2 separate regions of the Mus musculus genome follow, and region 1 is linked to region 2. The links are chromatin loops, found by intact Hi-C in ENCODE. Cell type or tissue: heart. All regions are shown on one strand. Links, peaks and the distances in the headings refer to the core of each region. The heading gives the core; the rest is flanking DNA.

Region 1 (7,948 bases), core at 1,769-6,768, 68 kb before region 2:
ACATCATGTGGCCAATATGCAGTTATATAGGGTCAGATATAGTCAGGGTGTTCTCCAAAATATGTAAAGTTCATGGGTCGGGGCAAGACAGGCTCTAGGACAAAGGCTTAAACACAGCAAATCAGCTCTTATAGTAAATATCAACTTAATTTTTCATAATACAGCATAATGGCCCCTACCTTCAAAATGGAGTCAGACAAATTTCTCATCAGTGACACTGCAAACAAAAAGATAGATATATCAATGTGACAATCCCCACACATACAAACAAGAGATACCACATATATAGAGCAAACATCAAGGGTAAGTCACCTATTAGCACAGTAGATGTTGTACTTAGATGAACAGCTATACTGAGCTATTTTATACTCAGAACAAGGTTGCTTTTCCTTCTGGGCAGGTTGGCTCAGAGGAAGGTCATGGATGCCTCCGTGCAGGACCAGAAAGAGTTCATTTTGACTAAGCCTGGAGGCTGTCTGTCTCAGGACTGTGACAACACCAAACAGTGTGTTGAGTATTTTTCTTCGTAAATGAATGGTAAGAGATTTTAGATGTTAATTGGTATCAGCAGCATTGAAATAGCACGTCAAGGCACCGGAGAGATGGCTCAACAGTTTAGAGAGGTGGCTGCTCTTCTAGAGGATCCAAGTTTAATCCCAAGTATACACTTCTTGTTCTATCCTTCATTTTTATGGTTATATGGATATCTGCCTAGTTGTGTCTGTACGCAGTACCGACAGCACCCAGAAGAGGGCGGAAGATACCAACCATTGGAGTCACAGCACATTGTTAGCTACCTGGGTTAAGGAAATGGAACCTGGGTCCTCTGGACAGCACTCAGTGCTCTTATCTGCTGAGCCAACTCTCCAGCCCCTCTTCTTTTAATTTAAAGTTTACTTTTGTACTTGTTCATTGAAATATATTGCATCTCATACACCCTTCCTTGTCCTCCCTCCTTCCCTTCCCAAATTCTTCCTTGTCATGCATGAGTAAGTAAGCTCTTAATATATGACTACAACCGGCCCCAGTCACTGAGCCGCCGCCGGAGGACTCAGCTGCCTCCCCCTCGAGCCCTCTTGCTTCCCGAAGCTACGTCCCCCACGCCCGCCTTCTCCCGCAGCCGCCTTCCGCAGGCCATTTCCGCCGAGGAAAAGGAATCTTTTCGTATGTCCGCTATCCAGAACCTCCACTCTTTCGACCCCTTTGCTGATGCAAGTAAGGGTGATGACCTGCTTCCTGCTGGCTCTGAGGATTATATCCATATAAGAATTCAAAAGAGAAACGACAGGAAGACCCTTACAACTGATCACTGATGAGTACGATAAAAAGAAACTAGTGAAGGCGTTTAAGAAGAAATTTGCTTGCAATGGTACTGTAATTGAGCATCCAGAAGAAAATGGAGAAGTAATTCAGCCACAGGGTGACCAGCGCAAGAGCATATGCCAGCTCCTGATAGAGATTGGACTGGCTGAGGAAGATCAACTGAAGGGTCATGGGTTTTAAGTGCTCGTGGCTTAAGTGAGGATTTCCTTGCAATGAGTAGAATTTCCCTTCTGTCCCTTGTCACAAGTTTAAAAACCTCACAGCTTGTATAATGTAATCATTTGGGGTCCGCTTTTAACTTGGACTAGTGTAATTCCTTCATGCAATTAACTGAAAAGAGCCACAATACAACACACACACACACACACACACACACACACACACACACACACACACACACACACACACATACAACCTGCTGAGTCTGTTGTTGTTGTTGTGTTCATTTGTTTGTTTGTTTGTTGTTTATTGTGTGTATATGGTTTCAGGAGTGATTACATTGCATTAAGTGGCCAACTAGGGAGCGCATTCCTGCCTCAGGCAGATTCTCTGACTTGCAGATGAATTGAACTGTTAATGAACAGTGGGCGTCTAACCCCTCTAATGACCTAGGCTGTCTTGGACAGCAAATATTATAAAGATTAGAAACCTAGGGATGGAAAATACACGAGCAGTTGAGAACACTGCCGATTTTCTGAGGGCACCCAGGTTTCCTTCCCAGCACACTCAGCAGCTCACATCTATCCCTAACTCCAGCTTCAGGGAATCTGAAAAAATCTGTTCACCTCCTAGGCAGCCATAAATTCACCAAGCAGGAATGAGGCAAAGTCACATAAACAGGCAAAACTCCCATATACATGAAATACAAGTGAAATTCTATTTCTGAAGAAGGAGGAGGAAGTGGAGGCAGAGGAAGAAGAGGAGGAAGAGGACAAGAGGAGGAGTAGGAAGAAGAAAAGAGGGAAGGGGGGAAAGGAGAGAGGTACAGGAAAGGGGAGGGGGAGGAGGAGGACCTTGTACCATAAAAATTATTTTTCACGGTGAGTGTGGTTTTACATTCTTTTGATCCCAGCACTTAGGACACAGAGGCAGGAAGATCACTGTGGTTTTTGAAGAAAGCCTGTGAGTAGCCAACACACACACACACACACACACACACACACACACACAGAAAGGGAAAGAAGAACAAAACTGAATAATAGATAAAAAGAAGCATAGGAGAATGGGGAGAGTGTAAAACCTCTTCAGTCATTTCAGTTGTCTGTCACTTGTGCCCATAAAATCATTTTCAGTAATGACTATTGCCAAGCATGGTAGCACATGCTGTTAATCCCAGCATTTAGGAGGCTAAGACAATCTGATATCCAAGAGTTCAAGGTTATTTTAATCTACTTAATCAATTTCATGATAATACTAATCTCAAGAAGACTACCACATTTTTAAACAGTGATTATAATTTTTATTTTATTTTATTTTTTGGTTGAGACAATATCTCACAAAGACCCTCATCTGATTTTGATTCATTATGTATAATATATAATACATAGACTACATAATATATAATGTAAAATAATATTGACTCTTTAAGAAATTCTCATATATGCCGGGCAGTGGTGGCACACGCCTTTAATCCCAGCACTTGGGAGGCACAGGCAGGCAGATTTCTGAGTTCGAGGCCAGCCTGGTCTACAGAGTGAGTTCCGGGACAGCCAGGGCTACAAAGAGAAACCCTGTCTTGAAAAAACCAAAAAACCAAAAACCAAAAACCAAAAAAACAAAAACCAACAGCAACAACAACAAAAAAGAAATTCTCATACACATTTAATCATCTTGCCTTTGGATTATCATTGCTAGCATTCCAGTCTTCTATAAAAGAGGGAGCTGACAAATAAATAATTTAATATTGCTAACTCTGTTTAGGAGGGAGCGGAGAATGTTTTTTATGCAGTTGCTTTTTCAAGGCAGTCTACACTTGTCAATCTTGAGATTACTTCTACCCTCAGTGTCATGGTATTCATGGTACCTGCTCTAGAGCTACATTTAAAACACACCCCTTCCTGGGTTCCTCTACTTGGAAGGGGAGACTTCTGTATTCTGATCTTCCACAGAATACTTCCATATAGTTACCTTTCTGTTGCTGTGATACAACACACCATGGTCAAGGCAGTTTATAAAAGAAAGCAGTAAATAGGGCTTACAGATCCAGAAATAGAGATGGTGCTGGCTCAATAAACACAGGGTAGCAAGAAGCAGTGAGAGCCTACATTGTGAACCTCAGGTAGGAAGTAGAGAATACACTGGGCATGGCCAGAGGCATTCATAGCGAATAAGCTTAGCACCATGATACACCTCCTTCAAAAAGGCCACACCTCTAATCTCCCCGAAAGAGTTCTGCCAACTGGAAAACAATTATTCAAACATATAAGAGTATAAGAGCCATTTTCATTTAACCAACATCTTTCTTTAACTCAGATAGTGACAGCTTAAGTGGCAGTGATATGTTTTCAACATACAGTGTCACAAAATATTAACCACATGCTCTATGAATGTTCTTATTTTTGTTATATTGCATGTAATTGCCTTGTATTTAACCTGAAGAACAGAACAAAGTTTCAGCATCATATCTATACCTACCTTGTACTCCTGAAGTGTGTTCCAGTTGTAAATTCTATTTCAGACTTCTGAGTGAAACCTGAGTGTCACATCCTGTCTAACTGCTACATGTAATGGGAAAGTTATTTTTTAGGTGAAAAATTTCAAAGTGATATCTGATAATTATAGTTTTTCCAGATTTGAGATATACTTATCAACAATTGTTGCTTCATAGGTTTATTTAGAAAATAATCTGTTGGGCTGGAGAGATGGCTCAGTGGTTAAGAGCACTGACTGCTCTTCTGAAGGTCCTGAGTTCAAATCCCAGCAACCACATGGTGGCTCACAATCATCCATAATGAGACCTGATGCCCACTTCTGGTGCATCTGAAGACAGCTACAGTGTACTTGGATATAATAATAAATAAATCTTAAAAAAGAAAATAATCTGTTACCAATGAAGGCAAATGATAGAGCTTCCATTGTAGAAAGACACTTATTTTATCCTAATCTCAAGGCATCTCTCACTATATGAATTGAATTTTAACCAGGCACACTTCCAAGAGACAGTACATGCTTTGTTATGAAAAGCTACAAGAGGAAGCTATTCCAAAGAAAAGAAATTACATATTACCTCCCATTTGCCAACAACCTCTGTGACTATGTTGTGTTGTGGGGTGCGTGTATGTGTGTGTTTTAATTTGTATTGAAATCATTATTTTGTTCTTAAATGGATGAGCAATATCTTAGAAATTAGTTGCTACCTGCAGCATTGAAATGACATGTCAAGGCACTAGAGAGAATTCAACAGTTTAGAGAAATGGCTGCTCTTCTAGAGAATTCAGGTTTGATTCCAAGTACACACAGGCTTTACAACCATCTGTAATTCCAGGTCTAGAGGGTTCAATGCCCTCTTCTGACCTCTGCAAGCACCAGACATGAATGTAGTACATATGCATATATGCAGACAAAAAACCCATACACATAAAATAAATTAAGGAAAAATAGGGCACATCTGTAGTCCAGCACAACCAGCCAGTGCATTAGAAGGTGGTTATTATGTTGTGTTCAGAACATAAAGATGTTTTCCTCATAAGTCAAGCTATAGAAAGTAAGCATTGACTTGTTTGCAAAAGGTATGTGAGATTAATGTTTATACAAAGAAAGTGATCAGAGATTGTGCTAACATGTCAAGTACACTGAGGTGAGACCAAGTTCGTGGTTGTTCAGTAGTAGACACTGCCAATTGCCATTAATGTTTATGTCTCAGTGAGGGAATAAGAGAAACTTTGTTTTATGTGCTTTGTACCCATCTGTGTGAACTTTAAAAGAAAAAATGGGGGTTATTATCCTAATGGCAAAGTTCTTCATTGCATTGATAAATAAAATGAATAGCTATCACTGTCATATTCCAACCTTAAACAAACCATGTTGTCATCAAAAATAATATCCATTTGGACACCAGGAATCATTACAATGTTCTAGGACAAATGGCCTTTAAGAAAGTTTTATCTCTTATCAACTTCTTTGTAACTTCTTTAGACACTTTACAACATGCTTAAGTTTTTCCTCACTTCATTCAAATATCAGTCTTTAAATAATCATCGTGTTAGGAGAACAATAATGTCTACAGTCACATTTATATAAAGTTGTTACCTGGCCCTTATTCATCATCTTTACCGAAATATGTCAACAACTTTATATATTTTCTCATCACTTTGTGGGTGGTTCACTTTCTGTCTACCTGGCCAAACAGTTCTAGTAACTGCCACAGTCACAGGCATTAGAATGAAAAGGGCTGGAGAGATGGGTCAGAGGTTAAGAGCATTGGATGTTCTTCCTGAGATCCTGAGTTCAATTCCCAGAAACCACATGGTGGTTCACAACCATTTGTAATGAGATCTGGTGCCCTCTTCTGGTCTGCAGGCATACATACAGGCAGAATGTTATATACATAATAAATAAATAAATCTGAAGAAGAAGAAGAAGAAGAAGAAGAAGAAGAAGAAGAAGAAGAAGAAGAAGAAGAAGAAGAAGAAGAAGAAGAAGGAGGAGGAGGAAGAGGAGGAGGAGGAGGAGGAGGAGGAGGAGAAGGAGGAGGAGGAGGAGGAAGAGGAGGAGGAGGAGGAGGAGGAGGAGGAGGAGAAGTAGTACAGAAAAACAAAGGCAAACAGGTAGACACCCTTAAAGAAATACAGAAAGATACAACCAAGCAGGTAAAGGAATTGAACAAAATAGTCCAAGACCCAAAAAGTGAAATAAGAAAAATGAAGGAAATCACAAATGGAGGCAACCCTGGAGATGAAAAACCTGGTAAAGAGATCAGGAACTACAGCTGCAAGTACCACCAACAGAATACAAGAGATAGAAGATTGAATCTCAGGAGTAGAAGGTATCATAGAAGATATTGACATATCAGACAAAGAAAATACAAAGTTCAAAAGCTCCTAAACAAAATATCCAGAAAATTTTGGATGCAATGAAAAGACCAAACTTAAGAATAATAGAAATAGAAGACAGTGAAGAATCCCAGTTCAAAGGGACAGAAAACTTCTTCAACAAAAATCATAGAAGAACCCTTCTGGCCTGTGCCTCCTGCCAGGGCAGATCACCAGCTTGTCTGCTTCTCTGAAGATGCCACAGTTTTAAGGCCACCCAGGAGATCCTCTACATGCAGGGCAACCTATCGACAGATTGTCTGCTCCTCCAAAGACACCATAGTTGGAGTCCTTCCAGGAGTTCTGCTGCACACAGGGCAAGAGACCCCACAGTCTGCAGTCTGAAGGCCTCCCAGGAGAACACCTATATGCAGGATAACAGCCTGACAGCTCTTCTGAAGACTCAACAGTCTGAAGGCCTCCTAGGAGATCTGCTGCAGCCAGGGCAAAGGATCAGCACCTTGTCTGCTCCTCCAAAGACCCCACAGTCTGCAGGCATCCCAGAAAAGCTGTACAGCCAGGGCAACAGGTCACCAACATACATTCCCCTCTGAAGACCGCACAGTCTGAAGACCTCACAGGAGGTCTGCTACAGCCAGGGCCACAGGCCTTCCAGAAACCCTGAAGCAACCAAGGGACACAGGAAGCAGGCTCCAGACAAAGACACCCAGACTAGCTATTGCCAGGGATAGCCAGATGCCATGAGGTCAGAGCAAGAACATAATAGACAGAAGCCAATGGACTTTGGCATAATCAGGACCCAGTTCTTCACCACATCAAACTCTGGACATACCAACACACCTAAAAATCAGAAAGCTGACTTAAAATGCTATCTCATGAAGATAATAGAGTCCTTTAAGGAGGATATAAATAACTCACTGAAATAAATACAAGAAGACACAGGTAAACATGTAGAAGCCCTTAAAGAGGAAACAAATCCCTTAAAAGAATATAGAAAAGCACAATCAAACAGATGAATAAATTGAACACAGTGGTCCAAGACCTAAAAGTAGAAGCAGAAACAAAAAAGAAAACACAAATGGAGGCAACCCTTAAAATGGAAAACCTAGGAAAGAGGTCAAGAATTACAGATGTAAGCATCACCAACAGAATACAAGAGATAGAAGAGAGAATGTCAGGTGTAGAAGATACCTTAGAAGAGATTGACACAACTGTCAAAGAAAATTCAAAATATAGAAAACTCCTAAGCCAAATCACCCAGGAAAGCTAGGATACAATGAAAAGACCAAACCTAAGAATAATAGGAATAGAGAGAGGAAAGCAAAGATTCCCAGCTCAAAGGACCTGAAAACATCTTCAACAAAATCATAGAAGAAATGTCCCCAACCTAAAGAAAGAGATGGCCATAAATGTATAAGAAGCCTGTAGAACACCAAATAGATTGGACCAGAAGAGAAAACCCTCTTGTCAGATAATAATTAAAACAGTAAGTGCACAGAACAAAGAAAGAATATTAAAAGGTGCAATGGAAAAAGGCCAAGTAAGATATAAAGGCAGACTTATCAAATTGCACCAGACTTCTCAACAGAGACACTAAAAGTCAGAAGAGCTTGTACAGAGGTCATTCAGACCCT
Region 2 (7,948 bases), core at 1,271-6,270:
AGAGAGCTTCCTTCTTCAGTGTCTTTTATATGTGTAGGCTGACACCAGATGGTGTGGCCCAAATCAAAGTTGGATCTTGTCACGTCAAAAGCTCCAAACTGAAGAAAGGTCTTCCCACTTTAAAAAATTCAATTAAGAAAAACCCCTCGTTGACTCCTGGGGAGCCTGCCTTGTCCCAGGTCTCAGGCAAATCCAAGGGGGTGACCTTAGCTGAGACTCATAGCAGTGGGGATATGGACCTGAAAAGGTCACCTCCTGTAACCAGGCAGGAACCTCATTGGAGCAGTAGGGACACCCATCCACCCACAAAACTTTTGACCCAAACTTTATCCTGTCTACAAAAAATGCAGAGATGGAGGATGGAGCAGAGACTGAGGGAATGGCCAACCAATTACATGCCCAACTTGAGAGACCCACCCAATGGGCAAGCTCAGGTCCAGGACACTATTAATGACACTATGTTGTGCTTGCAGACAGGTCCTAGCATAAGTGTTCTCTGAGAGGCTTCACCCAGCAGCTGACTAAAGCAGATGCAGAGATCCACAGCCAAACATTGGATAAAATTCAGGAACTCTCATGGAAGGGCTAGGGAAAGAATCGGAGGCCTCAATGGGTAAGGAACTCCCTGGAAAACCAACAGAGTCATCTAACCTGGGCCCATGGAGGCTCTCAGAAATTGAACCACCAACCACAGAGCATATACCAGCTGGGCCAAGACACCCAACATATATGTAGCAGATGTGGATTCCCCAACAACTGGAGTGGAGACTATCCCTGAAGCTGTTGCCTGTATGTGGAATATGCTTCCCTAATTGGGCTGCCTTGTCTGGCCTCTTTTGGGAGGGGTTATTTGTCAGGGTACTAGAATACTTTGGGGACAGGGGTGGGGGTTGGGGTGTGCTCCACCATTTCAGAAAAGAAGGAGGGGGAATGGAGGAGGGACTGTGGGAGGAGTTACACAGACAGAGGCTGCAATTGGGATGTCAAGTAAATGAAAAATTAATTAAAAATAATAAATTATACACTAACAACAATAGATATTACAAAATCAAAAAGAAAAGAAAAACCCCTCACAGACATTCCCAACTGTGTGGAATTCCAGATGGAGACATTTTGACCACCAAGTTTAGCCATCACAACAGCCAAGCCTGAAGAGCTGAGTCAGGTTTCTTACCTGAAACAGACAATTACAGCATGGTATCATTTCCAAAGTGATGTTTAAAAAAAAAAAAAGGCAAGGAGATTTATTTCAGGAGTTTAGACACATTCACGCAGCACTCAGCCTACTCCCACACATGCTCAGTTAACAAATCCATTTTTTAACCTGGTCATAAAGTAAAAGCAGAGACATTTGGGGGAATTGTTAGGTTGAAGTACTGAGGAACATATAAATCATAAAATGATAGAAAAAATGCCTCTGGCATGTTTATCATATACCATAAGATCTTTGTTGAAAATCAAGTGTTAATCCCACCAGGTAACAATGAGCCCACTACCACAATTTGAGACAAAATTGAAGCAAGTTAGTTTCACTGAGGTACAGACAAAAGAAGGCCAACTACTGCCTATCAAGTGGGATTTAAGAGAGCAGTCCCAAATTTATTTCTTGGGCTCCTTTTAAGGAGTAAAATCACAAATAGTTGCAAAACAGTTCTACAAAAGTGAGAAAAATGGGGCAGTAAAGAAATACAGAAAAATGGATTGTTTTCATTGTAGGTCAGGATGGTTTAAAAAACCAGTCAAGGCTCCAGGAAACAGACTTAAAATCAGCAACTTAGCTCTTACAATAAAGGGAAAGTTATTTTTAAAATACAAATACTACTGCCTTCAAAATGGAGTCAGGCAGATTCCTCACAAGTAATGGACACTGTGAAAGTAGATTATTTGTAGTCAGTTTGTTATTAGTTAATCATGATGCCTGATCTAAAAGATAGGTATACCAATGCCATAATTCTCACACATAGGAAGGACAAAAAGCACAAATATAGAAAACATCTAGGGAAAGTCACCTGTTAGCCAAGCATTTTAACATGTTATTAATCCAACCCAGGAGTTGGGAGGCAAAGGCAATCTGATATTCCTGAATTTAAGGACACTCTGGTCTATTGAGTAATGTTCATAATAAACTGAACTAAAACAGACACTGAGAGGCCAAACCTACTCAATCTTGAGACCAGCCTCTATCTTAAAGAAGGGGGGGGGGGAGGGGAAGCCTGAGAACTTGACCTGCAGCAGAACCCAAGCTACGTCCGTCCTCCCATTGTGTGGCCCAAGCTCCAGCTTGTAAATAAAGACCCTAATGCGATCCCATCAGAATCGGCTCCTTCGTGGTCTTTTGGAATTCACGAACGCTTTCTGGCACATTTTGTTGAGTTGGATGGGAACTCTAAGGTCACCAGGAGCCAACCTGCTGGGTCTTAATACCGGTAATGTTGTCTGAGTCTGAGTGTGTCTATCCATGTGTTTATGTAATCTCTGTCTATGTGCCTTCGTGATACCGCAATAATTCTGTCCTGAATAATTCTGTAATTCTGTTCTGAAGAGGCCTAAAAATCTGTATTTGGTGGCAAGAAATGAAAGCCAAGGCAGAATCCCACTGCAGCAGCTATATGTCATAGCTCAAGCTCCTGGAATAGGGAATGCTCAGGGTGTTATTTTCTAGGAAGGAAGGAACCGATGGACGTGAAACCTCCTACTAGTCGTGGAACCCTGCTGCGAGCTATTTTCACTGCTGGCTAGGTGCTCTGTGTGTGTGTCACTTTAAGGAACTGCGGTCCACTCTGCTTTCTGTTTCTTGTTATGGGGTAAATTTGACTTGGACGGACCGACCACGTTGAGATTAGAAGACCCACCCTCTTGATTTAACCCCCACCCCCACCCCCCTGGCCCGGTGCTTTACGGGTATCCCGCGGCTGTGGGCGTGGCCAGCTGAGTGCACCGGGCGGGAGTGGGGACCCATCCAAGCGGAACCTTCAGCCACCACGGCCCTCCAGGCAGGGGCCCACAGACAGCCCGGGGAACTGGGACTAGAGGTCGGACAGCGAGCGGGTGCGGCTCCACTGCGCGCTGCAGAGGTGCGGGGCCCAGTCACTCCGTGCTCGGCAAAACCGTGCTGTGGCTCCCGCACGCCCACCACCCACACTGAGGGGGCTCTGCGCCCCACGGGGGACCCTAACTCCCTTCTCAGCGCCGCCCTCTGAGCCCTCCCCGACGGCAGCAGGGTACAAGGAACCTGACCCGGCCCGGTGGTAGGCCTGGCGGCGCGCGGAGCACACAGGCATTCCTGGCTGGCCCTTTGAAAGGTCTAAGCCTGGGGCCTCCGGTATCCCTGAGATTTCCCTGAGTGGGAAGATGAGCTCCCAGAGAGCAGGGCTCCAAGTGTGGACTGGGCAGGAGGGGCCCCTAGTGGGCAGATGTCTCCCACACCGAAGCTTGGAACAGTCTCCTGGTCACTCATTTTGCTCAGTAAATGGCTACCCTTCCTGCTTCCTGTCTAAACAGATGTAGTCTCTGAGTTGTACAGAGAAGGTCTCCATTGACACCATCGTGCCACACTCAGCTCATTGAGAAGCAACAACCACTCCTTTCCGTGTTCCATAGGGCACTCAGTGCAGCCACCTACACCTACAAGACAACAGATGGGAGGCAACCCAGGAGAGCTTCAGACTAAATTCTTCCCTGCTCTGAACACCCCCACACCCTCTGCCCAAAGATTAAAATATAGATAAGATTGGACTTTGGAACCTGAATCTGTTGTCCTGCCCTTGCATGCAGCTGGGCTGATCCGTGATCAAAGAAACCAACCTCATCACTACTGGCTCTTTGCTACTATGACCTTTTTTACTGGAACTCCCCCCTTTTCAAACAGTCCTCGAGATTTAATTAGTCTCTTAGAGACAGTCCTTTTCAGCCACCAGCCCACTTGAGATGATTGCAAAGAGCTCTTGTAGGTTCTCTTCACCACAGAGGCCAGGAAACTGGTTCCTGGTCCTACAGAGGAACCGGCCCAGATTAAGACTTCAACACTGCTAAAGGTCAGAAGAGTCTCTAAGTCTTTTCTCCAGGCTCTGATTAGCAGGTCTCAAAGCAGCTGTAAGACAGCCACTAATTTGGCCAAAGATAAGCAAAAACAGCCGTAGCTCTAGCCTTTATTAACCAGGCAGCACCAGGTATTAGGAAACTCAAAAGGTTTCAAGGACTAAAAGAGTCTAAAAGATAACGGCAGAAAAAGTGTTTAATAAAGATAGACAGTACCCCGGAGCTCTTGACTCTAGCTGCATATGTATCAAAAGATGGCCTAGTCGGCCATCACTGGAAAGAGAGGCCCATTGGACATGCAAACTTTATATGCCCCAGTACAGGGGAACACCAGGGCCAAAAAGGGGGAGTGGGCGGGTAGGGGAGTGGGGGTGGGTGGGTATGGGGGACTTTTGGTATAGCATTGGAAATGTAAATGAGCTAAATACCTAATAAAAAATGGAAAAAAAATAAAGATAGAAAAACTGAAAGAAAAAAAAAAGACAGGTAAAAGAGCAGAAAAAAACAGACTCACGATCTGGCAAAGATCCTGCTGGCAGCCACGGCAAAACCAAAGGATTGTGGGAGACATCTAAAACAAATGGTTTCTAGAAATTAATGTGTTTATGCAAACCCTGGCACTGGGCCAGGGACCTACCTGTGTAAGAGATGTCTAAAATAAATCGCTTCTACAAAAAGAGATAAGGGGACCCTACAGACCGAGACCAACCCCACTTAGAAAAGTACCAATGTATTTGTGGTAAAGAGGAGGCCATTGGGCCAGGGAAAGCCGCAAGAAAAAGCCTATTCAAACCATGGCCTTAAAAGTTGCCCAGGGTAAGCCTAAAAATAAAAGAGAAACACACCAGCTTCTTTGGTTTATGTTGTTGTTTTAAATATTTTTGTTGAATATTTTCTTTATTACATTACATTTCAAATGTTATCCACTTTCCCAGTGTCCCCATCTGAAAGAACCTAGTGGGGAAACCTCCACTCAACTTCCGATTCGGCATGCACCCAAGAATCACGAACAAACAGACCGTCTTGATGTAAAAACACGAGGTAGTTTAATGGCGGAGCTCCGGATCAAAACGTATCTCACGCAGGAGACAGTGGTTTTGACTGTTTAATGGTGGAGCTCCGGGTTGAAACATATCTCACGCAGAAGACAGTGGTTTTGACCACGAGGCTTGGAAGCTAGGGGTTTTTATAGGAAAGGAGTGGGGCTGTGGGAGGAATTGGCTCAGTAAACATCAGCAGACTGTTAACATTTAACTTGGGTCAGAAGGGCTGGGAAATAGGGAGGCGCCAGGCCAGTCCGGCATGTCATTCTCTTTATCTTTATGACTAAGCAGCCTCAGGGATGTCTTAACAACGGGCCTGCCCGGGCATGTCCTGGCCTGTTCTGCTATGTTCTCAGCCCCAGGTTTCAAAGCTCACAAACAACTCTTTGGGCTATTTGACATAAATTACATGAATCACAGGTCTCAAGTTTTATTTTCTTTCACATCCTCCTCTCTCTCCCCCTCCCCCTGCTTCTATGAGGGTGTTCACCCACCCACCCACCCACTCCACCTCCCCTCCTTGGCATTCACCTATACTGGGGCATCGGGCCTTCTCAGGACCAAGGGCCTCTCCTCCCATTGATGACCGACAAGGCCATCTTCTACTACATTTGCTGCTGGAGCCATGAGTCCCTCCATGTGTATTCTTTGGTTGGTGGTTTAGTCCCTGGGAGCTCTGGGAGTTCTGGTTGGTTGATACTGTTGTTCTTCCTATGGGGTTGCAAACCCCTTCAGCTCTTTCAGTCCTTTCTCTATCTCCTCCATTGGGGACCCCAAGCTCAGTCCAATGGTTGGCTGCGAGCATCTGTCTCTGCACTTGTCAGGCTCTAGTAGAGCCTCTCAGGAGACAGCCATATCAGGCTCCTGTCAGAAAGAACTTCTTGGCATCCACAATAGGGTCTGGGTTTGGTGACTGTACATGGGATGGATCCCTAGGTGGGACAGTCTCTGGATGGCCTTTCCTTCAGTCTCTGCACCACACTTTGTCTCCCTATTTCCTCCCATGAGTACTTTGTTCCCCATCTAAGAAGAACTGAAGCATCCACACTTTAGTCTTCCTTCTTCTTGAGCTTCATGTGGCCTGTGAATTGTATCTTGGGTATTCCAAGCTTTTGGGCTAATATCCACTTATCAGTGAGTACATACCATGTGTGTTCTTTTGTGACTGGGTGACCTCACTCAAGATGATATTTTCTAGTTCCATCCATTTGCCTAAGAATTTCATGAATTCATTGTTTTTAATAGCTGAATAGTACTCCATTATGTAAATGTACCACTCCTCTGTTGAAGGACATCTGGGAGATTCCACCTTACACCAGACATAATGGCTAAGATCAAAAACTCAGGTGACAGCAGATGCTGGCAAGGATGTGAAGAAAGAGGAACAGCCCTCCATTGTTGGTAGGATTGCAAATCACTCTGGTGGTTCCTCAGAAAATTGAACATAGTATTACCTGAAGACCCAGGTATACCACTCCTGAGCATATACCCAAAAGATTTTCCAACATGTAGTAAGGACACATGCTCCACTATGTTCATAGCACCCATATTTATAAATAGCCAGAAACTGGAAACAACCCAGATGTCCTTCAACAGAGGAATGGATACAGCTTCCTTGTTGATAATAGAGCCTAACATCTGTTTTGCTAAAACCTAAAGATAAAGTCTCTTCAACAGTCTATGAATGACCTCCTAGTGACAGCAGAAACCAAACAATGTCTAAAAGATACCCAGAACCTCTTGAAGGAAAATTTGGACTATTAAACCTCTGCTAAGAAGGCCCTACTCTGATAACCATAGGTGACCTCCCTAGAGTTGGGTGATACATATTAAGAGATCTGAGGTGGCTCTCTGAGGCCAGAAAAAAAAAATTCTATACCAGCTTTGGGGTTGCTAGAAGTGACTAAGCCCTTTCACCTCTTCAAAGACTAGAGATCTGGGCCCTGATGCCAACCAGTGGCCTACCTGTCAAAGAAATTAGACCCAGTTGCCAGCCCCCAAAGACACCACAAAGACTAGACAATGACAACCCTAACCCCCTCTAAAATACTATGGTCTAGTCCCTTCCAGTCACCAATACATCCAATCCTGAATTAACTGAGTCAGAAAGGCATATCTCTCTAACTAACTGTTTTCATAAGATTAGATATAGTACCAGTCCCTTCATAACAAAGCCTAGAAACTTCAGGAAGTCCCATGATTGGGCCTTATAGTTACCAAAGAAAGAGGGGGATGAGAGGTCAAACCAATTTATTCTTGGGACCAGACTCCATCTTTTTTTTTTTTTAATTTTATTTTAGAGACAGGGTTTCTCTGTGTAGCCCTGGCTGTCCTGGAACTCACTCTGTAGACTAGGCTGGCCTTGAACTCAGAAATCCGCCTACCTCTGCCTCCCGAGTGCTGGGATTAAAGGCATGTGAAAAAAAAAAGCCTGAGAACTTGACCTGCAGCCGAACTCAAGCTGCACCCTCCCTATCTGCTGTCAGAGACAGCAGTGTGGCCCAAGATCCAGACTGTAAATAAAGACCCTAATGAAATTGAATCAGAATTGGTTTCTTGGTGGTCTTTTGGGATTCACAAATGTTTTCTAGCACAACAACCCTCCCCAAAGCAAATACAGTTTTAGAAAGATCTTGCTAGTGAATCAAAAATCTCTGTAGAGTTGCACCTGAACTGCCTGTCTTCTCTCTCTCTTTTCATTAGTTTATTTATTTATTCACTTTACACCTGAAATATAACATCCTCCTCTTCCCAGACCTCTGCTCATACAACCCCTCTAACCATGTTCCCAACCTTTTCTTCTCTGCCTCTACCCCTGTGTAGCTGCCAGCAGCCACAGGTTACTGGGTTCCTGAAAGGAAAGCTGG

The links. Hi-C counts contacts between places; a loop is a spot of excess contacts. Peaks named below come from ENCODE experiments on the same cell type or tissue, not always from the same donor. Only the 100,000 strongest peaks of a DNase experiment are listed, where the experiment ranks them.
Region 1: a loop joins it to region 2, with 2.1 times the contacts of the local background. A loop is called at or near these places in 2 of 42 quality-filtered maps.

Annotation. Positions count from the first base shown.
Region 1 is chr8:69,328,052-69,335,999 of GRCm38, forward strand. It overlaps the pseudogene Gm7688. Among named protein-coding and RNA genes, the nearest start is that of D130040H23Rik, 61 kb to the left of the region's middle. In heart, for the core only: no CTCF peak of the experiment used is centred there; no DNase peak of the experiment used is centred there.
Region 2 is chr8:69,396,502-69,404,449 of GRCm38, forward strand. No RefSeq gene overlaps it. Among named protein-coding and RNA genes, the nearest start is that of Gm10033, 4.9 kb to the left of the region's middle. In heart, for the core only: a CTCF peak has its summit at 3,416; a DNase peak (open chromatin) is centred at 2,930; H3K4me3 peaks cover 1,217 bases; H3K27ac peaks cover 1,185 bases.